Regions from separate parts of the Mus musculus genome. Here region 1 is linked to region 2. Evidence: chromatin loops called from intact Hi-C (ENCODE). Cell type or tissue: left cerebral cortex. All regions are shown on one strand. Each heading gives the region's core, and the rest is flanking DNA. Links, peaks and the distances in the headings are about the cores only. Region 1 overlaps Disc1 (disrupted in schizophrenia 1). Region 2 overlaps Disc1 (disrupted in schizophrenia 1).

Region 1 (11,804 bases), core at 1,817-9,816, 70 kb before region 2:
AGACAACGGGAAAGTAGAAACAAGTTGGTAGACCCTAACTACGTTTAAGTCTTCAGGCAAGGTCAAGCCGCCACGGGGGTCAGACACGGAGGAAGCTGAGTTTGTGGAGAGGGCAAAGACCAAGCGGGCCACAGGTCACCTGCACTACAATGCTGTTCTCCTCACATTCCATGTCAGCACAGGGGCTAAAGAAAGCCACACCTGTGGGGTCTGATTAATAAAAATTCTCCTACTCTTTTTAGAATAAAGAACTCCCAGGGATCTTAGGAATTATGCAAATAAGCCTTTCCTAAACAGACACATCAATTCACCCTGGAAAGTTCAGGTACTTTTTATCTTCTGGAAGATTCAGCCAATTTCACTTGTGCGTCATGTACATGCACTCCGAAGATGGCCACCATCTTTGCACCCTTTGAACCTGAGGGGAACAAGGGCAGTATGCATAGAGCAAGAGAGGAAGGGCTCTAGTGAAGAGCCTTTGAATTTTGTTGTAGAAAGATTTTTGTGGTTTTGGTTTTTTTCTCCAGACCTCTGGAAAGATCTACTGATCGCTGGGCGTTGGGGGGGGGGGGGGGAGTTGGGGAGAGGGAGCCATGTGACTTCACCAAAGCCAAAATCATGTTGCAGACTGAACACCAAGCTGCAATTTGTCACAGGTCTGGTCTTTGTGAGGAGCAAGTGGAGTACACAGTGGTCCCGACAATGTCCTGGGCTCTGATTACCTTTGACACTGGCCTGGACTTGCACAGCACTTTAGACTCTGCCAAGTGATGACAGGGTCTTACAGGGAATGTGTCATGAAGCCAAAAAGTGACACTCGGAAATGTCTGGGACCACAGAGCAAACTAAAAAAAAAAAAAGGCTAAAGACAGAGAAAAGTCACCAGAGGAAAAGACTAAGTTATAAAATTAAATTAACACATCAGCTTCACACATAATAATTTCCATTATTGCACCAAAGAGTCAGTGCGATGGGATCTGAGAATGCAAGTCCCCTGGGAAGTTGGGAAAATTACATCATGTGTACTTAATTGTCCCATCTGTAAGAGACAGACTCTCACAGCTTAGTCACAGAGGCAGGGCCTAAGGTTGCTTGTGTGTGTGTGTGCGCGCGTATGCATTTGTGAGCATGTGTGTATATGTGTGTGTGCATGTGAGCATGTATGTGTGTGCATTTGTGTGTATGTGTGTGTGTGTGTGTATGTGTGTGTGTGTGAGAGAGAGAGAGAGAGAGAGAGAGAGAGAGAGCCTTTTGTAAGGTACCATGAGGTTTATGGCTTATTTCCCAGCACAATGGCTGAAAACATCATTTACAAAGCCTTTGGCATAAGAATCACTAATACAATTAAAATCACATTCATAGGGGCTTGAGAGATGGCCCAGCAGCTGAGAGCATTTGCAGAATTTGCAATTCAAGAGAGAATTTGCAGAGAGATCTTGCAGTGTAGTTCCCAGCATATACACATCCTGGAGCCACATGCAAATCCAGGTCCATGTGACACCGTTTCTGACCTCTACAGGTACATGCACTCATGTGCACATACACACACACACACACACACACTCACACACACACACTCACACACACTCTCACACACACACACTTAACAACAAAAAGCAAATCTTTTAAAATATCATGGTCATCTTTACAAACGTTCAAACCCTCGTGTGTGTGTGTGTGTGTGTGTGTGTGTGTGTGTGTGTGTGTGTGTTGTGTAAATGGGTGATGTGTGCTGAAATGGAAGAATCCAGAATAAAACATGGAACTGGGGGCCAGGCAGTTATAGAGCAGTTCAATGAAATAGTTTGGGAAGAAATACTCCAGAGATAAGCCACGTAAGACTAGAAAACAATTTCAAGAGGACATAATGTGCTGTCTTTCAGACAGCCGCCCTGGAAGGTAGAAGATCAGGTCTCCCATGCCTTTCAGATGCCCATGCATGCATGTCATGTTTAAATCCACCTGCATGACAGAGAAAACCTCACAACTGTGTCTCACTCTACACTTGGGAGAAAGGAGCATGCAGACAGGAATTCTCTCTTTTCTTTTCTCATTTAAAAGATTGGCTGTTGCTTACCCTCTACTGGGTATCAGATGTCCCCCTTAGCCTCCAGCAGCCCAGAATTGGCTCTTGGTGGGGTCTAAACACCTAGAGGGGGGCAGAGAGCCAACATAAAGTCATGTGGATGGCTTGTTGGCCATGCTGAGAGTTCCAGAGAGATGGCAGACCGGAGGCCTAGCCGAGTGTTCTGGCTGTCCAGCAGAGGATCATTAAAGGGACAGAGAGACTAATGAGGACCTTTGAGGGTGAGAAAGACAGAGGACTCTAATGGGGAAAGGTGCTGAGAATATCTCCCTGATAACTGATCTGAGCAAAGAATTGAGAAAGCAGGCTGCCAGGTGCTGAGAGAAGCCTCCAGGATGGTGGGGTTTGGGGGAGGGGGGGTGTAAAAGGAAGGGGTAGAGGACTCAAGGCTGTTTTGTTTGGAGACTGTCTCTTGCCATGTAGCTCGTGTTGGCACTGCAGGGTTGTACTAAGCTGAGCATGCAGACTCAACTTTAAACTCAGTAAAGGAGAATCTATGAAACTTAATGGGAAATGGGCTGAGTCACTGTTCAGAGGCCAAGGCAAGAGCCATGCACTTGGGGGCCACATCAAACCATGCATTTGAAAAAAAAAATCTGTAACATTGTCCCACTGATGTTGCCGTTCAGAGTTCAGGGCTAGAGCTATGTACTTGGAGCCACAGCAAATCATGCATTTAGAAAAAAAAAATTCTGTAACATTGTCTCACTGATGATGCAGTTTAGTGAAAGTACAAAGGGTTTTCAGGGCTGCTGAGATATCTCAGTTGGTAAACACTGGATGTGCAAGCAGGAAGACCTCCATTCCACCACCTAGGCAAAAAGCCAGGCAGGGTGGCATATGTGGCCACAGTGCTGAGGAGGTAGAGACAGGGGGATTCCTGAGACTCGTTAGCCAGCCAGGCTAGCTGAAGTGGCAGTCCCCAGGATCGGTGAGACTTTGTCCTAAAAAATAAAGTTCAGAGCAGTTGAAGACATCTGATACCAACCTCTGACTTCCATGTGCACACACACAAAGATGTACACATGCACACAGTCACCTGAACTGGTCTACTTCACACTGCTGGGTTTTTTTTCGGGGGTGGGGGGGAATGCTAGGAATTGAACTCATGGCTTTGCATTCTAAGCAAGCATTTGACCACTGAGTCACAACTTCAGCTCTTTTGTTGTATTTTTCCCATTAACTAATTAATTTATGTATTTATTCCCTTTATATTCTGATTGAAGGCCCCCCTCCTAGTCTCTGCCACACATGGCCCTTCCCACCACATCCCCTCCCCTCCCCTCTGGAAATCAAGAGTCCCAACTCTCTTTTTATATTTTGTTATTTTGTCTTTTTTTTTTTCCCAGAGCTGAGGACTGAACCCAGGGCCTTGCACTTGCTAGGCAAGCGCTCTACCACTGAGCTAAATCCCCAACCCCTCTTTTTATATTTTGTTATGAGAAAGAATCTCAGAAAGCTGCTAAGGCTAGCCTTGAACCTGAAAACCTCCTGTCTAACTCTCCCAGGTTGTTGGGATTAAAGGCAATGCATGATCCTCTGTAGTCAATGTGGACTACAGCAGAAAACTGACCTGTGTAGGGGGGAGGAGCAGTCAGGAGAAAAGCCCTATCCACACACACCCAGAAAGTAGGCAAGCATAGGGAATCACTTAACAACCTAGGACTCCACTTGGCTTGGGCTGTGCATATAGCTCTCTTCTAGCAATGCTCTCAGCAAAGGACTCTCGCCTACAAGTGATACGCGCATCCATCCCTGTGAATAATGCACTGGATAATCTATTGCCAACCTAGAACCCCCACTTGCCTAGAGCTGCAGGCACCACCCTCTCTGAACAATGAAATCAGTTTCTCATCTCCTTAACAACTATCCCAGTAGGAGGGGCTAGACTGGTTTTAGATGCATGTACAATAAAGCAAACTGTGTCCTCCAAGTGCACCTTCGGGGAGAATCCCCTATTTTCCATTGTAGGCCTATATGTAACCTGGCATATGTTTGACATCAGATGTGTTATGAGAAGAGACGAGAGAGAAGAATATACAACTTAAACTATGTAGTTAAAATAGAGAACCACACAAAGGACATCCTTAGAAACTGAATTCCCACTCTCTATCTCCATGAAAGGAACCCTCAGGGCCTTTGAGTACTGACATTCATGATGTCCACTCTCATTCTTGAACACACATTTTCTGGCCTTTTGGTGAAAAAAAAAAAGCACTCTTGCTACTTGTGCAAACCTGTATCTACTAATTTCGATGCTTTGAGTAAGACACCAAGGACCTACAGACACCTGACCCAGCCCCTTTCCACTGGTGGCAAAGGGACCTGCTACGTGCACAGAGAGACCGTGTCACCAGCCTCATGCTAAGTTCACACTGTGTCCCATGGGCAGCAGAGTCATCTTGCTCTGCACACATTGTCTGCTCCAACTTTTTGTACCCAGACCTTGGCAGAAAGGAGAAGGAAGCACAAGGCTGCCACCCTCGATCAGCTGAGCACAGTGGTGCCTCGGAGAGCAGCCTGCCCAGATCTGCACTCCCCCACTATAAATTACTGAAGGTCTCCACAGATGTCCGTCCTTCCTGCTCTTTGGTTTTAGAAGCAAAAGATCATTTCCAAGGAGACAGGGCAATCGCCCCTCAGCTCTGTTACCTTGGCCTCTTCGGGCTACACACTGGAAAGTGGAACCAGACAGGAGCCCTTTGGGGCTGTGGAGTTTATTCATGAGCCTGGATACATTTAGTCTCTGCATGCCATCAAGACTAGCAAGACGAATCAACTGGGCACCGTGCATTCCCAATGAGCAGAGAGAATAGGCTCCCAAGAGGCTTCTGGACAGGGATGCAAATACCACGTAAATAGAATCAGCCTGGTCCTTGCTCATCCATGACTCAGCAGAGGCTGGCAGAGCTGCCCGGGGCTTTGAGAGATGCCAGGATATGATCCTTTCCTCCTATAGTGAGCTATGGAAGTCAGAGGAAAAAAAAAAAGGAGGGGAAAAACAAGTCCTGCTTAACAATTCACCAAAGCCTAAAAGCTTTCCAATGGAGGCATTCCGGACGTGGAGGAACGGTTACACAGACTCAAGGGGGATTTTGGAATGGAGCTGCTAATTAGAATCCAGAACCTGTGAAATCATCCCTCAGGTTCAGACCACTGCTAATGGATCCCCAGCATGCCTAGAGTGAAGTCACAGCCCCGTCCTCTCCCCAGAGGCACCACGCTCCCCTCCCCACCGCCTGCTCTCCCAGTTAACCGAGCAAGCGGTCACCTCTGGCTGATGGTTTGAGTTGTTCACAATGCCTGTAACTCAGGAAGCCTGCCAGGAGGACAAAGAGGCAGCCTGTTTTCCTCCATCCCCAGATCTGCCAGCCCAGCCTTCCTCTACCACCCAGCAGGCTGCTGTGGCTCTGACACCGACAGACTGTGCAAGAACTCTTCAGAAGGTTTAGAAGCCCCCGCAGTATTGTCCCCAGCCCGCCCCTCTGTGTATGGCTCGCTGGTACACCACCTGCTTTGCTCCTGCAGGCGTGTGGCTTACGATAAGGGGGCTCTAACCCCAGGAAGAATGGGCAGCCACAGCATCCGGGACTCAAGTCCTCCAGAAAGGTGTCCCCCGTGGGTTTACGTCAGCACATTCCAGTGTGGACTTGGATTAAACAGCAATCGTCTGCTACGCATGCGCAGTGGGTCCTGGCAGCCGGCTTAACAGAATCAAGAGAGATGCCACCCTCACTGCGGCTGCTCTTCTATGCTATTAGTTGCGAGCTTTTTCTTTCAGCAGCGCTCAGCATTGTGCCTTTGATCACAAACGAAAACACACACCAGCCAGAGCTTGGCTGGGGGATTCCTGCAGCCTCTTTGGACGCCTTGATAAATTCTAATTTGAAACAACAGCTTTTATTTGTTGTGGAACCCCACGGAGCATTGTGAACACGGCTTCCTGTCTTGGGCCCATTGTAATACGGGAATCCAAGTGCTACTTCAGATTAAAGACACACTCTATGTATTATTCTCGTTCAGTGACACAGAACATGGGCTGGATTTCAGAGGAAAGCTGGGATAAATGTGTGTTTGTGGTGTAGATGTTATCTAAGGAGGGGCTGACTCAGTACCCAACCCAGCACTTTTCTACTCTTAGTGGCATGGTATGGAATGTCCTGGACAGGGTCAAATGCTTGAACAGTTGTTCGCAGTGGTAGTGCTGTTTGGCAGAATTGTGAAACCTTTAAGAGGCAGCTCCTGATTGGTGTAAGCGGGTCATCAAAGATGGGCCCTGTGATGGTTTGTATTTGCTTGGCCCAGGGAGTGGCACTTCTAGGAGGTGTGGCCTTGGAGTGGGTGTGGCACTGTGGGTGTGGCTTTAAGGCCCACTTCCTAGCTGCCTAGAAGTCAGTCAGTCTTCTCTTAAGAGGCCAGCGGATGAAGATGTAGAACTCTCAGCTCCTCCTGTACCATGCCTGCCTGGATGTTGCCATGTTCCTTCCTTGACGATACTGGACTGAACCTCTGAACCTATAAGCCAGCCCCAATTAAATGTTCTTGTAAACATTGCCTTGGCCATGGTATCTGTTCACAGCAGTAAAATCCTAACAAAGACAGGCCCCAAGGGTCCTAATCCTGGTCTAACACCCCCTACCTTTGGCCTGAGATCTCTACTTCTTGAGCCACTAAAGATGCTAGAAGCCACACCACAAATTCTCATCTCCCTGGGTCGCATCATCAGGTGTCATGCCCTCTCACCATGATCTGGATCATGAGCCACACCCCACTCAGCTGTCCCAAAACCTCCCCACCCCAGCAGACCTGGGACAAACCCCACTGTTATGGGAAATATTTAATGAACCTGCCAACTCTCCACACTCCTGCTTCTTTCAACCTGCCAACTCTCTGACCCCGTCGGGCCACATTCCCACTCTAGTACCAGCACTGGTGGACCACAACACTATGTCCCAGCTGGGTCCCACCGCTTTGTCCCACATTCCAATAACCATCCTCAAAATTTGATAACACGATACCCAGTAACCGGTAAAATCAAGACTCTTAAGCTTCTAGTTAACCAATTAGATTTATGTATCAATATTGCACAATTTACAAGATGGCAATAAATAATTTCAGAACTAATTGATAATGATAAAGCTTTAACCCAAATATTCTAACCTTTTGATAACACCAAGTCAGCCTCCATCCTCCTCCTCTCTCCTCCTGAGACCTCTCTGTCTCTGTAACTCTTTGATCTGCCTCCCTTTTCCCTGTCCAGTCACAGGCCTCCCCTGCACTTAATGTAATTGGACAGGGAAAATCCTGTGACAACCCTCCCCACCACAGTGTTTGGCTCTGTGTCATTACCTGGCAATAATCACTGTCCTATTTCATAGACGCCTGTCCCTTAGAAAGTTCAAGTCTGTGTGATCTACTAACACACTACCTCCTTCTCCTGCTTCCTGGACCAATTGCAGATTGCATTCTGCACTTGGAAGAGGCAGGGCACTGTGCAGAACAGGATTTAAAAACAAACAAACAAACCATGGAAATGGCAACAGAAGTCGTTCAAGGAACATCAAGGAACATCCTGCTAAGTTCATAAGCAGGGGGAAGATGTAAAGTTACCATGAGATACACTGACGCCACGATTGGCCGCTCATCAGAACTCTTCTGAATGAGACCAATCTCTGACTGTTCAAAGCTACTTAAATATATATGCATGGAGATGAAGCAAAATGGACCCAATGTTCTAAAAAGTCAGGCTATGAGAAGCAAAGACCAAAATGCCTACATTCCCCGCAAACATTAAAAAAAAAAAAAAAAAAAGCCAGGCTGTTGAAGAGAGAGTAATAGAAAAGTAGATGACCATAGCTACAGCAAGCCACTTGTGAGTGAACCCCTGAGGGGAATCAGGGCAGGTAAGCACCCCTCCCCGTCCGTGTTCCTGAAATGGTTAACTTTTTAACTAACACCTTGCCCAGACCTAGAATCACTGAGTTGAACAATTGTCTACGTCAGGTTGGCCTGTGGGCAGCACCTTTCCCTAGGCTAAGAGCCCGAGCTGTACAAGAGAGGAGGAAGCTAATTAAGCAGGCAGGCAGCATGGGCATACTTGCTTCTCTCTTGGCTCTTGACTGTGGGCATGAGGTGACTTGACTAGACTAGCCACTTGAATTCCTACCTTGACCTCCCCTCCAGTGATGAAATTTAATCAGGAAGTGTGAACCAGACAAACCTTCCCTCCCCTAAGTTGCTTTTGGTCAGGGTGTTTTATCAACAGCCACTAGAAATAAAACTAGAACAGAATTCATCCACACCCTTCCAAAGAGCTGCCCAGTGACAAAGGCATGCACACATCACCAGGGATGCATGCTTCCTGTTGCACACACAAGTGAGCCCGTATGTCTCTTGGATGTAGGTGTCTGTCGTGTGGCATAAGATACTGAGTTTGGTGCAAGAAAATATGATTATCAGAACCAAGGAGGACTCTGTGAAGCCTGACCATGAGCATGTGTTAGATAGCAGAAAGAAGGTACCCACAATGGTGTTAGTTTTTATACCCCACTATCTATGACCGGCAGAAGGCAGAAAAAAGGACTTCAAAGAAGGCTTTGGAAACTCTTGGTATTGTAAAGGTCCTTAAGAAGGTGAGCTAGTAAAATTGCTTTGTTTCTTTCTGGTTGTTCCTCTATGCCACACAAACCCATCCTCATGCCTGCCAAAGCCTCCATTTTGCTTTGGTCCTGCTGTGTGCCTGTCTCAGACTCTGTGGCTAACAGACCCAAGATGTGCCAGACTACAGATAAGATCAACAGTCTCCTCCAGCTGCTAGGGCATGGGAAGGCACTACAGCACTTTTAGACTTCCTTTTGTAAAACAATTCCCGAGAGACTGAAAAGGATATGAAAGAGAGCCTCATCGTGACTGTACATGGCTCCGAGAAGCTGGTCTTCCAGGTGTAGGAGCTTCACGCCTATGGCTTCGCACTTTTCTCCAACTTCAGCAGAAACGATGTGAGAATCCTGGTCAGAGAATGAGAGATGTGTCAGTCAGCTACAGGATGCTATGTGTGCAGTCGGAATTCGTGGATAGCTCTCCTGGTTTCCGTGCCTCCGTGGGAAACCTGACAGAGATACCACTTCTCTAAGAGGTCACTCTCGAGAGTGCAGGAGCCAAACTCAAGTCATAACTGAAGGATAAACTGTGTGCACACAGGCCCTAGGGTCCCTGCCTTACCCTGTCTGTTCAAAGACTGATTTTAGCATGGAGGCTCCCCAGACAGATTTTTCTGAGGGGGCCTGAGTTTTCCAGCTAAATTTTCAGACAATTCACGACATGATAGAAATGGTAACAAACTGGGCAGAGGTGTCACCAGGAAGACTGGGTTTACAGAGAAGGTCAGAGGGATATTTTAAGGGCACTAGAATTTAACAGGGCACTCAGAATTTGTCTGCAAACCAGACTTGGCCCTTGACAGCTGGACTCTGAAGGAGATTTAGTTTGCTTATTTATTTACTTAAATGAGTTCATTCGTTCTTGAGTGTACATGTTCATGTGTGTATGAGTATATGTTCATGTGGAGGGTATGCATACCCATGTGTGTTCATGTGTGTGGATGCCAGAGGACAACCTCAACCACCATTCTTTGGGTGTCATTGACCTTGGGGTTTTTTGTTGTTGTTTTTATTTTTTTGTTATTTTTAAAAGAATATATATATATATACATATATATATACACATATATGTCTGTATATATGTATACACATATATACGTGTGTGTGTGTGTAGCTGCCTTCAGGCACACCAGAAGAGGGCATCAGATCCCATTACAGATGGTTGTGAGTCACCATGTGTTTGCTGGGAATTGAACTCAGGAATTGAACTCAGGACCGCTGGAAGAGCAGTCAGTGCTCTTAACCTCTGAGCCATCTCTCCAGCCTGTGGGGTGCTTTGGTTGGTTGGTTGGTTGGTTGGTTGGTTGGTTGGTTGGTTGGTTTTGTTTTGTTTTTGAGAGGCAGTGTCTCTCTCATTGGTCTGGACATGAATGGTTGGGCTAGGCTGGCTATCAAGAGAGCCCTGGGGACTCACCTGTCTCTGCTACCCCAGCTCAGAGATCACAAACATCTGCCACCATACCCGATTGTGACAGAGGTGATGGTGTCTGACATGGTGCCAGGTCCCCACTGGTCATCAGGCATGGGACAAGCATGGTTCAAAGAACAAATCTTAAAGCTCCCTGGTCCTGTAGTATTTCCCCTTCACAGCTCATCCCACACACGAGCAGGTGCCACCTCTATACCACTTTTTTTGTTTGTTTGTTTGTTTGTTTGTTTGTTTTGCAGAACCACTGCACGGCAGAGTCTAAAGGTTTTTGTGGCACTGGCTGGTCTAAGCAGCATTTCAGTTGTCCCTCCAGACTCTCCCCACAAACTAAGCTTGCCCAGGGTAGCCTGAATTATCACTTTCTCTTCCTTGTCTTCCTGAGAGTACAAGTTCTTCTGCCTTCCTCTAAGCCAGGCCCCAAGCAAGCCTACCTTGTGGAGCATCAGCTCAGACCTGAGTGACGTGAGCTGTGAACTCACATATGGGCCATAGGCTGGCCATTCATCCCAGGGCTCCATGAGCAGCACTTGGGTCACAAATTCTTAACAATAATGAGCAAGGTCAAGGAAACCAGAGAGTAGAGGATCCAAGAATAAAGGAGAAAATGAGAAAGAAATGGCTTAGAATTAAAGTTACAATATGAAGATAAATGTTCTCCCAGCTAAGTGTGAAAGACTCAGAAAGCCGATTAAAAGAATTTTGCATAGGGATTAAGGTTCTACAGATTAAATGGACAGGCTACTAAAAAACTGCAACTAATTGTTGCAGAGTATTTGATCACTCTGTAAATTCCAAGATTGTGTTATTTACTGAGGGAAAAAAAAAAAAAACCTGCTTCTAGTTGTGGTGTGGCTCAGCCTTGGCACAGGCTTTTAATCCTCTAGCTGAAATAGAATATGGACATGCCCTTAGCACACACCTTGAATCCAAAACCATGAAGGTAAAATTAGTTTGTAGAAGGAAACACCCATGTTTAAAAGTGATGTCTAATTAAGTGGCAGAAAAAATGACCAATTAGAGAGAGACCTGACAGAATAGCATACGCCCAACTCTCAGGAGAAGAGAGAGGAAAGGGAAGCTACCTAGGGGGCAGTGCAGAGAGACAGGAGGCAGTGCAGAGAGAGAGGGGCAGTGCAGAGAGACAGACAGGAGGCAGTGCAGAGAGACAGGAGGCAGTGCAGAGAGACAGGAGGCAGTTCTACCAGGACAGGTTCACAGAGACAGGCTGAAGAGAGAACAAACTAGACACAGGTAAACACAGAACAAGCCAAGAATGAGAAGGAACCAGAAGGTTAGAACACATTGACAAAGTTAGTATGAGGCCAAGCAGAGCAATTCAGGAGAGGCTGAGAAGCCAGATTGAATCAGTCAGTGTGGAGACCTGTTTGAGCCAGGACAGCTGAGTTAAACCAGCCAGCCAGAGTTCAGAAAGAACAAGAAAGGGTGAGCTTATTCAAAAGCAAGTCTCAGAGGCTGAAAACATTCTAGGCCTACATTAGATTGTACAGAAGATAGAAGCTTCCAGAACTAGGCCTAGGTTAGCAGAAAGAGGCAGTAAATCTCAGAGACTACATTGCAGCAGGAGAATAAATGTCAATCTTACAACTAACATCTACCTATGATATGAAAG
Region 2 (11,804 bases), core at 2,100-10,099:
GTTTCTATCTTCCCCTTCCCATTCTCCTCCCCCTGCTTTCTCCCACCCCCCCTTCCCTAACCTCTGTCTTACTTCATCCTATCTCCTCCCTCCCCTGAAGATGAGGGCAGCATCAGGAGACCCTGAAAACCAAACACTCTAAGGTGGCAGGAAGCAGGACACAAAGCATGAAAAGGGAAACTTCCTTTAGTGGATGGGCAGATCAGGAGCTTCCGGTCACCCTCAGCTATGTAGTAAGTTCAAGGCCAGCCTGGGCTACGTGAAACCTTGCCCCAAAATAACAAGAGTCTGACACATTCATTAATACCAAGTTTTGAAACAGACAATGTTAGTTGTCTGTCATATATTACAGGAGAGATATCACAGGAACAACATCCTATTATTAAATGAAACCCAATGTTGTTATAATTATTTTTTAAATTTATTTAATTTAATTGGCTAGGATAATGAAAATGTCCCCATAGGAGACTCGCATTCAGCACGGCATAGATAGGACCATCAGCCGTAGACATCGAGGTCTCATCTCCCGGTCTGGTCTCTGCCTCCCCCAGATTATTTACACACTGTGAAGTCAATTTGTGATTTATCTTTCTGATGCTTAATAAAGGACGATTGCTAGCTTAAAAATAGAAATAAAAGGAGAGAAGGAAGGAAAGGAGGAAGAGAGGGAGGAAGGGAGGGAGGAAGGGAGGGAGGGAGGGAGGGAGGGAGGGAGGGAGGGAGGGAGGAAGGGAGAGGGAGGAAGGGAGAGGGAGGGAAAGGAGGGAGGAAGGGAGGAGGGAGGGAGGGAAGAAGGGGGGAGGGAGGGAAAGGAGGGAGGAAGGGAGGAGGGAGGGAGGGAGGGAAGAAGGGGGGAGGGAGGGAGGGAGGGAGGAAGGGAGGGAGGGAAGGAGAAAACCCTTCCCTTTCCCAGCCTTTTCAGAAGGAGGTGAAACACAAGATTATCTCCACCTAGCTGGAGACCCTGACAACAGACTGAGCCAATCAGCCTGAGGTTTGTAGCTCTCTGTACAGCCACAAAAGGTGGCCACTGAAAGCCACAGTGCCACCAAGGGCTCCTCCTGCCCTTCCCATCACCTGAAGCCTCCTATAGGACTGCTGTCTGTCAGATGAATGCTCCCCACAGGTCGCCCCTGGGTGCTATAGGGAGATGGTAGAACTTTGGGGTTACCCAATGGGTAGTCTTTAGCTCATTGGTGGTGTGCCCTTCAAGGTGACTAGTCTCGTACTGTATCTCCATGTCCTGGCTCACAGAATGAACCTGGTTCTCCTACATGGGTCCACCATGGCGTGCTGGCTATTCCAACACCATGGGCCACTGACCCCATGTGCTTAGGCAGAACATCACAGCAGCTGGATCACCCAGAGCCCAGGCTCTGAGCCCCGTGCCTGCTGATGCTCACCAAGGCATTGTGATGACTTCAGTTAAACCTGTTGACACCACACCGGTACCCTGATCCTCCCTCCAGCTAGAGTTCAGACAAACACCGGTACCCAGCCCCTCACAGCAGCCTGTCACACAGGGTCTTTCCCCTCCCCAGTGTGTCCCCAGGAGCCCTCAGCTGGTTCCCTGCAGATTTCCGTGAGATGCTGCAGTGGGTTCGCTACCCAGCCCGAAGCACGGAATGCCCCTGCCAGGGCTCTCTGGGACTCCTCTCTCTGGGGTCTGTCCTGTGCAGCCTTTGGAAGGCACAGATGCCAGCCAGTCGCTGACTACTGGAATGATCCCTTAACTCCTGAGTCCTTTCTGAATCCACAGGAGATCAAAGGCTGTGCTTGCCCAGATCTCCTTAAATGGTCATTCCACACTGGAGTGCTCCTCAGAACTTGACAGGGAAGACACAGTTTGTGAGATAAGCGTTGGGGTTGGCGCCCCTTCCACAGCCACATATGCAGGGAGTCAAGCCCACCTCATTGGTGTGTGTGTGTGGTGTATATGTGGTGGTGGTGGTGGGGTATATTGTGTGTGGTGTGTATGTGTGGCATGTGTGTGGTATGAATGCCTGTATGTGGTGTATATGGTGTGTGTATGGTGTGTGTGGTGTATATGTGGTGGTGGGGATACTGTGTGGGTGTGTATGTGTGGCATGTATGTGGTATGTGTGGTGTATGTATGTGAGTCAGTGTGGTGTGCATGTGTGTATGGTGTGTGTGTTGTAGTGTGTGTGGTGTGTATGTGTGGTGTGTATATAGCTGTGGGGGGGTGTGGTATATATGTGTGTATAGTGTGTGTATATATGTGTTGTGGTATATGTATGTGGTATGTGTGTGTGGTGTGTGCTGCATTGTGTGTAGTGTGTATGGTGTGTGTGGTGCATGTGGTGTATGTGGTGTGTACCTGTGTGTGGTGTGTGTGGTATGTATGTGTGGTGTGTGTGTGGCTGAGGTATGTGTGTATGGTATATATGTGTATATAGTGTGTGTGTATGTGTGTTGTGGTGTGTGTCTGTGGTGTGTGTGTATAGTGTGTGCCTGTGTGCTGTGTATGTGTGTGTGAGTGAGCACACAAGTGCACAAATGTCTAGATAAAAAGCCAAAGGACAGCCTCAGGAGTCATCCCGCAGACATCATCCGCAGACAGACGCTATCCACAGACAGACACCATCTGCAGACAGACGCCATCCACAGACACCATCCACCTTCTTTTTGAGTCAGAGTATCTTGTTAGCCTGGAACTCAGCCTCTTGACTATAAATCCCTAGAGGTTCCAATGCCTCAGCCTCCCTAGCACTGGGATCACAAGCATGCGCCACCTCTGTCTGTCTGTCTGTCTGTCTGTCCCTTTCTTTCTCCCTCCCTCTCTCCCTCACCCCCCCCCTTCCCTCTCTCCTTTTACACTGGTCTTCATGCTTGCATAGCAAGCACTGAACCGAGAGAGCAACCTCCCAACATCTGGCCATCTCTCTCCACGTGGATCTGTCACCTGAGGAAGAGGCAGAGGCTCCCGAGGTGAGCCACAGCGGGTCATCACGCCAGCAATGGGAAATCACATGCAGGAGATTATCTTACAACGGCAAGGGAAGTATTAAAAGAGAAAGCTCATGTCAAAGCCAATTTATTAAATAATTGCTTATCTTGGGGCGCAGGGAACCTACCTCTGAAACCTGCACTTATCTTGGAGGCAGGCTGCCTCCCCAACAGAAGTCTGTCAGAGGCAGAAGAGGGGGAGGGGAGCGGTTCCATACGGATTTTCTTCTCCTGCCACCCTAAGCATTGTCAAGACCCAGCTCCTGTCGTCTGGGGTGGTTTAAAATAAAACTTTTCTTAAGAACAGATGGAAAGAGGGACACACAGGCAACAGTGGGCAAACAACGGCAGAGTGTCAAACAGTGACGACGGGAAAAGGAACGGAAAACAGACAGCAAACACTGGAGCCTCCTCCGAGACAGCGACCCACCCGGCACAGCCTTTCTGGAATGAAGCCCTTCTCTGTGCACAGTCCCCTCGTTCTGTAGTCGGCTAGGAACTGGAAGTAGGGTCCCGAGATCAAGAGTGATGTGCAGCTGTGTCTGATATCAGAAGAGCTGGGAGTCACAGGAGCTCCCAAGCAAATGAAGAAAAACCACTGCAACAAGAACCCACAGCATGGACACTTAAGATAGAGGTGGTGTGTGTGTGTGTGTCTGTGTCTCTGTGTGTATCTGTGTGTGTATCTCTGTGTGTGTCTGTCTTTCTGTGTATGTCTGTGTGTAAGTTTGTGTGTGTCTCTCTGTATTTGTGTGTGACTGTGTGTCTCTGTGTGTTTGTGTGTGTGTTTGTGTGTATGTGTCTGAGTGTGTCTCTGTGTGTACGTCTCTGTGTGTGTTTGGATATCTGTGTGCATGTCTGTGTGTGTCTGTATGTGGCTCTGTGTGTATGTGTGTGTCTTATGTGTTGTGTGTATTATATATGTATGTCTATGTGTATGGTGTGTCTGTGTGTCTGTATGTGTGGTGTGTCTGTATGTCTGTATGTGTGGTGTGCCTATGTGTGTCTGTGTGTGTGTCCACGTGTCTCTAGGTGTGTATGTGTGTGCGAGTGTGTATGTGTATGGTGTCTGTGTGTGTAATGTACCTCTGTGTGTGTGTGGTGTCTATGTGTGTAATGTGTGTGTGTGGTGTGTGTGTTTAACAATAATGAAAGTCAATGCTGAAGGAGGTAAAATACCTGTATAATTCAATGCACTGAGGGGTCAAGTACAAAAGTAAACATGACAGCGTCTTTCTGAGAGATGGGTACTGATCCTTCTACTAAGAGCACCCGACTTTCCAAGTTGCAATACAACACTGACATCTACAAATATGTTGGGCAATGTTCATAGCCTTCCTGAGCTCACCCATGGGCTAACAGATCAATAACACCTGCTAGACAAAGACACCCCCATGCCTGGGCCAATGGCTACTTCATGAGTCTCTCAGTGAGCGAAGGCTCAGTTGCTATCCACACAGTTACCTGATACATGATCTAAAACAACCAGGGGGTCCCTGGTATCTGCTCAGGAATGCTTAGGGGCCAGATAGCTATGGAACCTATGGTCTTGGGTTACCAGGGTGGCAGGCAAAGGTGTCTATTGAATAGATGCCATTGGGTGACCTAAAACATTTGAGCATTGCTTGCCATCCCCATGACCCCAGATACCACACCACTACACACACACCACACACACACATACACATATCTTCACATACACACTGACAGACATGCACACATACACACATACATATATACACTACACCTTCACACACACACACACACACTGAAACACACATGAACACACACTAAAATACACATGCACACACACACACACACAGAAACATACCATATAACTAAGATAGAAAGGGGTCATCGTTGGTGCCGGCAGTGGAAGGATCTATGAGGAGGGAAGGAGCCCCATGTAGAGGGGGTGGCAGAGGGTCTGGAGTTTAGGAACTCACTTCTCTGCCCATCCTGGAGCTCAGCCAGTGGCACATGGCTGCCTTCAAAACGCTCTACTCCCCACGATGTGTGATGTGTGGCATCTTGAGTTTGAGTCTGTCCCATCTTAATCACAGCCACCTATACAGGGATCTTAGAACTCGGTGGGCCTGGGAGAACCCTCCCTGAAGCCCAGTGACAGACTGTGACAGTGGATTCTGAAGTCTCCTGTTCCCCTTCCAAAGACAGTCTAAGCCATGTTGGCAATGTGAGGGTTAATGGCCACAAAGACAAGTCTTTACTAAGCCACACCCACATTAGGTCACACCCCTACACTAAGCCACACCCACATTAAGCCACACCCCTATTCTCATTGCTGCCTCACCTGGATTCCTACTTCAATAGAAATGATCATCCTCTGGGAGGGCTTAAAAATCTTTGTTCCTAGGGCCAGCAGGATGGCTCACATGCATGTGCCATGTCACATGAACCCCTACATATATACACCCCCCCCCACACACACACACAGGTCAAATAAGTAACTTACTTTCTAAGAAAATCTAACAGCACTGTAGGAGAGGAAAACAGCCAGCCAGTGGGTCACACAACAACAACAACAACCATGAACTGCAGGGCTGAGTGCCTGAGACCCAGCGTCCTCAGCCTTTTACCAGGCTTGGAGATGAATTCCTCCTGCCCCACAGCTCTGCCAGCAGCCTAATTAATTAAAGCAATCAGTTTGGGGTTCCCCGCGGCTGGCACGGGAGCTTTGAGCTTCTCCTTGGTGCCTGGCTCATGCCTCTATTATTACCTTTTAAACGCAGCTCCAACCACTCACTGTACAGAGTCCTCTGTACAGGGAACCTCAAAGGCATCGACCCAAGTCTGTGCCGAACAGGAGCCGCAAAGGCATCTTCGTCAATCTTTCTTTAAATCTTCACTTCCTGCCACAAGGACAGGTCAATTGACGACCAACTAGACAAGTGGAAAAGCAATGTAAGGTTCTGAAAGAGGGTTTAAATAAAATATCCCTTGTCATCAAGCCTGTTAAGAAGATAGATGTCTCAAGGCAGGTGCGCAGAGGGTACAGGACCCGGCACAACCGCTCAGAGCCAAGAGCCAGGATGGAGAGGATGCTCAAAAGGCATGCAGCTGTGCTGATGTATCTGTTACTTTATTCTGTGTTTTACAAGAGAAAGATTGAGTCTCTCAAGGTGACAGACGAGCTCCCAGAATGCCCCTCTCTTGGAGTTTCTCTGTGACTGGCTCCCAGCAGCAGCGAGAGCCTCGGCTGGTGAGCTTCACCACAGCGCCCTCTTGTGGCCATAGTCCGGGTGGCGCTGCTCCTGATCCCTTCCTGAGAGTTCACTCCTGGCTCTAATTACAACTTATTTACAACCCTTCTCACTCCTGGTTTTAATCACAACTTAGTTACAATCCTTCACCCGGGTTACAAGGGGAGTCCAGTCCGTGCAGAGCACGGTAGCTCGGGTAGAGTTGTGTTTTCTTCCCTTTTTTTTTTCTTTGTAGTTTCCTACCATCCTTCTTCCTGCCTCTTCTTCTAAGATCTGGCTGAGAAGCCAGCAGCCAGGTCAGACTTCCCATCCTCTAAGATGGCATCTCCCTCCAGTGGCCCACATCTTGAGAAGATCCTGTATATAACTTCGGGACAAAGGGACCACTGGCCCAGAGCTGCCCCTCACCCGTAGAGGTTCTGTGCACTGTTTGTAAAAGAGAGACTGGATCACAAGGGGAGGTGCCTGAGGAACGCAGAGCTGTGAGGAGGAAGCAGAAATTCAGTGTGTGTGGCCTGCAGGGCTAGGCAGGCATGCCAAGCTGTGTACTGCTATGCCAACACAAGTATATATTAGGTGAAAAGATAACTTTCTCTTGAAAGATTCATCATCCTTAGTAGTATTACTCTTTTAAGACATCCCAGTGCTCACTGGACTAAAGATTCTTGGTCTGGGCAGTGGTGGTGTACACCTTTGATCCCAGCACTCAGGAGGCAGGGAATCTCTGTGAGTTTGAGTCCAGCCTGACCTACGTAACAAGCTCTAGGACAGTCAAGACTACGGAGAAAGACCCTGCCTCAAAAGGAAGTTATAACCGGACAAAGACTTGATCGACCCCCTTCTGTGTGAGTCTCTGGGATCTTTTCGCTCTGTCAGCTTCCCTTACACGGTGATAGAGACACAAGCCAGTGTGGAGACGGTAACTGGCCTGTATGCTCAGGGTGCTCAGGGGTCTTTCCAGACATGAAGACTGAGAGTAGTAAATATGCTTCAGAGGCAGACAAGGAGTGTCACACAGACTCAGTTCTGGGAAAGCTTACTGGGCACATACACAGAATGTTACTCAGGCATTCCCTCCGGGCTGGAGAGCCAGCCCAGCAGAGAAGAGCACCTACTGCTCTTGCAGAAGACATGAGTTCTGTTCTCAGTATCCGGATCAGGAAGCTCACAACCACCTATAATTCTAGCTCCAGGGTTTCTGATGCCCCCTTCTGGCTTCCATGATACCTGAACTCACGTGCTGGAGAACTCATTCATTCTCTCTCTCTCTCTCTCTCTCTCTCTCTCTCTCTCTCACACACACACACACACACACACACACTCTTAAACTTAAGATAAATCTTTTTTAAATTTCCTCTTACAAGGAGCAGGGAAACTCGTGAAACCTACAGGACTCCCAGGCTCCTTCTCAAGGCTGTATCATCAACCAACAACTGCCCACTAGAGGAGACTCATCAGTCTATGAGGAACTGCAGAAGTGCAGCTTCTGAGAGTCCTCGCCCACGACAGGGTGGGAATTCTTCAGCCCCTCAGTCTCTGTGCCCCATGCATGTAACCCTGATAGACTCACTGGCTCACCAGACTGGACTTGCATGGAACTGTCTGGGGGACCTGGGCCCTCTCTGGGTTAATAGACATTCTCTAGCCTCAAGTTCTTCTCTGGCACAGGGCCTCACAGGTGTCTCTCTCAGTTTCAGTGATGGTCCCAGGGACATGGGTAGACACAGGACTGGCTCTGCTCTATCCCCACACATGGCGTTGTCCCCAACTAGATACACTGAAAAACTTCCAGAAGAGACTAGTTCAGACCAAGATCCCAATCCTAATGGTCAAATTTTTATCAATGGACTAACTATAAATAACAATAATAATTATTTCAAACCTGAAAAAAAAAGAAGTTTGGTTGTTTTCACCAAAATATAATATGGAGCTGGGCCAGCAAGAGGCTCGGCAGATAAAGGGGCTTGCTGACAAGCTGGATCACCTGAGTTTCATCCCTGAAACACAAGTGGCAGAAGGAGAGAACCTGCTCCTACAGGCTGTTCTCTGAGCACACATGCACTATGGCACGTGTGTGCACATGGGAAAGAAACAGATAACTAGAAAGAGCACAGAGCTAAGCTCAGTTGTACCCCGTGTTCAGCCCACCACACTCAAGGCCCTGAGCTCAATGTCCGCTGACACATACAGAAGAGAAAGAATTCACACCTGAGGAGAGAGGGGGATTTAATCAGATTTAAGTATTCCACTCGTGGTGGGACACCACATGGTACTCTGCAAATGTGTGATATCTTCATGCTTTTATGATCAGTGGAAAAAAATAAATTTAAATTTGAGAAATAAAATATCTGTCTTAGAATATTTATAATACTGCTTTGTTTTACAGAATAAACCACGGGTGCAGAAGGAGAGACCAGATACCATGTTCTAACCATGTTTATGCAATAAGCCCTTTGCCCACTGAGATATCTCCCAGCCTAATGTGTATAGCATGTAATTTAAAAAAATACACTATTGCCTTTGCCCGTGTCCTCAGCCCTGGGGCTGCCACCCTTGCTCTGGCCCCTCTCCGTTTTTGTTTTTGTTTTTTTTTTCTTGTTCCTCCCAGGTTAGCTCCACCTAGCCTCCATCATCCACATGGTCTCTCTCTCTCTCTCTCTCTCTCTCTCTCTCTCTCTCTCTCTCTCCCTCCACCTTTGCTCCATGGATGAAAAACACTCAGACAGCTTTATTACTTTAGAATTTGCCTGTTAACACAATTGCTGAGCACAGAATCTCCTGCCCTAAACTTATTGACTAGCTTCCTTCAACCTCCTTTGCTATGAGCTGGTGGTGGAAGCCACCTGGTTCTACCTTCCCCAAGATCTTGCATGATTCTTTTGTGCGTCTCCTTCCAAAGCCTGGCCAGAAACCGCCTTCTCTTTCCCTGCATCTCTTTTTCCTCCTGGGACCAGGAAGGACCTGTCCCTTCCACCCAGCAATTGGCTCCCGACCTCCTTTATCAACTAAGTCAAGAATCAATTAGGGAACCAGAGTTTAGTATCAGCACCTCTCCCTATGAGACAGAGAGAGAGAGAGAGAGAGAGAGAGAGAGAGAGAGAGAGAGAGAGTTTTGATACAGGGTCTCATTATATAGCTCACGCTAGCCTGGAACTCAAGATCCTCTTATGTCTCCCATGGACTCAGCATTCTAATCTGGCCATGCAGCCATGGAGGCAACTTCTGCCTGAGGACCTAATTGAAGACTGTCTGAGAGCCTAAAGATTGGTGATGCAGACAATGACAGCCAATCGGGAACTGCCACTTGGAAGACATGCTTGCTTGGGACCAGTGGGATGCAGTGGAGGATATAAAGGGTGCTCCCCAAGAATTAATAACTAAGTTCACTGTGTTCTCGCCTGCTCCCCCATCTGAGCCATTGATTTCAAGCCTTCTCACCCGCTGCCCCCAAGACAGTTGCCGGGCAGGACAGCAGGACTCATGCCATCTACACTACATCTCGGGGCAGCAGACAGAGTCTGGCTGCTTAGTCCTCTTACCCTTCTGAAGATGGGGACCAAAAGACTCATTACAAAGAACAGATGGAATGGCAAAGACCCCAGCGCTGGAAAGACACAGCGATCTGCCTCCTGACAGCTTTATGATTCAATCTCCCCAAAGGATCTGCAAGAGACCCTACCATCTTATTAAAAATCAGGGTCCGAATTTATCTGAGTTTGACATGAAACTATATTTTCATTAAAAAGTTTTATAAACCGTGTCAATCATAATGGAATTCTTATTAGTCTGGTGGTTTTTGGCAATGAGCCTGTAGACCCCGAGGGGACTTCGGTATGAACTTTGTACGTACTGTGATGACGGGACACTCTTTCATCACTAATGATGTATTTGTCTTTTACTACCCACTAATCAAGTGGCTGTTTGTCTTATATACCCCTCACTAAGTAGACTGACAACCTCTATCATGCACTACCCACACGCCCACTGCAGATGGGAAACCGGCACATGCTAGCAATCAACCATCAGTATGCGCACGGGCGTGTCTCACTCATAGGCCTCAGTTTCCCCACAATGGACCACTAATGTGGGACACGGGCTAAATGATATTTATATAGTACTCAGAGCGTTTCTGTTGGGGAAGGGCTTTGGTGAGTGACAGGAACATCACCATCCTATGTCACAAATCACATTAAGACTATTACAGCCATGACTTAGCAAATCTGTCTACTGGGCTGATATATTTCCAAAAGCAACATGTCTGTCCAAATGTTCGCTGGGTCCCTGGAGGCTCTGAGGAAGCCAGAGAGGACCTACTGGGGAGCTGTTCTTTGAGCAGGGAGGACCTGCTAAGGCGCTGTTCTTTGGGCTTGCCTATGGCAACATTTGTAGAAAGAGAAGAAAGTTAAGCTGAAGACTTTCTTTAGAAACGATTTCACTCAAAGGCAAAGGCAATGGATGCGGCTCGGAATTCTTTTCAGATGTGTGGCCCATGAAGCATCTGATACGTGGTCAGGCATTGCCTGCTGGACTCTTGGGTGTAGACGCCCCTGGCTCCAGATAGAAGCAGCTGCCTTGGTTTGGAAAGACAGAACCCAGGTCAAAGAGCAAAGCAGCGAGGGATTGCAGGTAGGAGACAGCCTCCTTCAGAGCAAAGAAACACAGACAAGGGATGAGAGGGGTGGGGATATGTAGCAGCGATAAGTCTAAATGAGTACAGTGTCCTCGTTGGGCAAAATTATAGCGGCACGAAGCAATGAGAGACAGAAACTGAACCTTTGTTTTCTTAAAGTCTTCCTGAAGGACCTTCCCCCTCCTGTCAGCTCAACTTTGGAGAGTTTCTGGAAGCGTCCCTCTTCTCTGACACAGTCTTCTCTTGCTCTGGTGCCATGCCAAATGTGTCTTTGGCTGTCAAAGTCTTTAATTCTTTTCAAGTACTAGAAAATTCTCTGGGATGCCAGACTCTTTCAGAAGACTTCTGCTGTGAGACCCAGAACTATGAAAAGTCCAGCAAGAGCATTTCTCAAAAGCCTTTCACCCACCTGCCGCACAGGCCCATCTACTTCTAACAGTGAGGAATCACCCCTACACTCGGCCTGGGAGAGGTCAGATACTCAGGCAAGGTCCAATAACTCTCCCTACTCCCTCCTTCCAGGAGGACTGTCAACAGTCACACACAGCCACATCTGGTCTCGTGGGGATAAAGGACTGGCAAAGAAGACAGAGCTTGCAACAGTCTCTGGTTCCATTCACCATGGGGTGAGCAGTCCTGCTCCACCGTGCCCCTTTGCTGTGATGCCACGGTGCACAGGCACAGAAGCAATGGTGTCTGCTGACGTGGGCTGAACCCTCTGAAACCGGGAACAAAAGACATCCTCTCCTTCCCAGCTAGTCGAATATTTTGTTGTAGCGATGAAAAGCAGCTCATTTACCACCTACATTATTTAAATTCTCAGCATCACCCAAACAACTCGTAGGTGCTCATGGGATATCCACCACAGGCCATACCTCCGCTGTAAGGAAAGCAAGATCCAGCAGCAAATGACGTGCCAGTGATACTCAGACAAAACCCGTCCATCATGGTACCCAGATGGTGGTAGCTGTCCACATAGCTTTGAG

Evidence for each region. Peaks named below come from ENCODE experiments on the same cell type or tissue, not always from the same donor. Only the 100,000 strongest peaks of a DNase experiment are listed, where the experiment ranks them.
Region 1: it touches region 2 in a loop (4-fold over the local background); 3 of 42 quality-filtered maps call a loop at or near these places.

What each region holds. Positions count from the first base shown.
Region 1 is chr8:125,248,237-125,260,040 of GRCm38, reverse strand. Disc1 (disrupted in schizophrenia 1) reads right to left here. Exons shown (of 13, transcript NM_174854.2): 12 at 8,976-9,093. Among named protein-coding and RNA genes, the nearest start is that of Gm30713, 130 kb to the left of the region's middle. In left cerebral cortex, for the core only: no CTCF peak of the experiment used is centred there; DNase peaks (open chromatin) are centred at 4,618, 4,949 and 5,745; H3K4me3 peaks cover 1,477 bases; H3K27ac peaks cover 2,301 bases.
Region 2 is chr8:125,178,500-125,190,303 of GRCm38, reverse strand. The region is part of intron 9 of Disc1 (disrupted in schizophrenia 1); the gene reads right to left. Among named protein-coding and RNA genes, the nearest start is that of Disc1, 130 kb to the right of the region's middle. In left cerebral cortex, for the core only: CTCF peaks have their summits at 6,215 (motif pointing left) and 7,411 (motif pointing left); DNase peaks (open chromatin) are centred at 3,241, 5,651 and 6,195.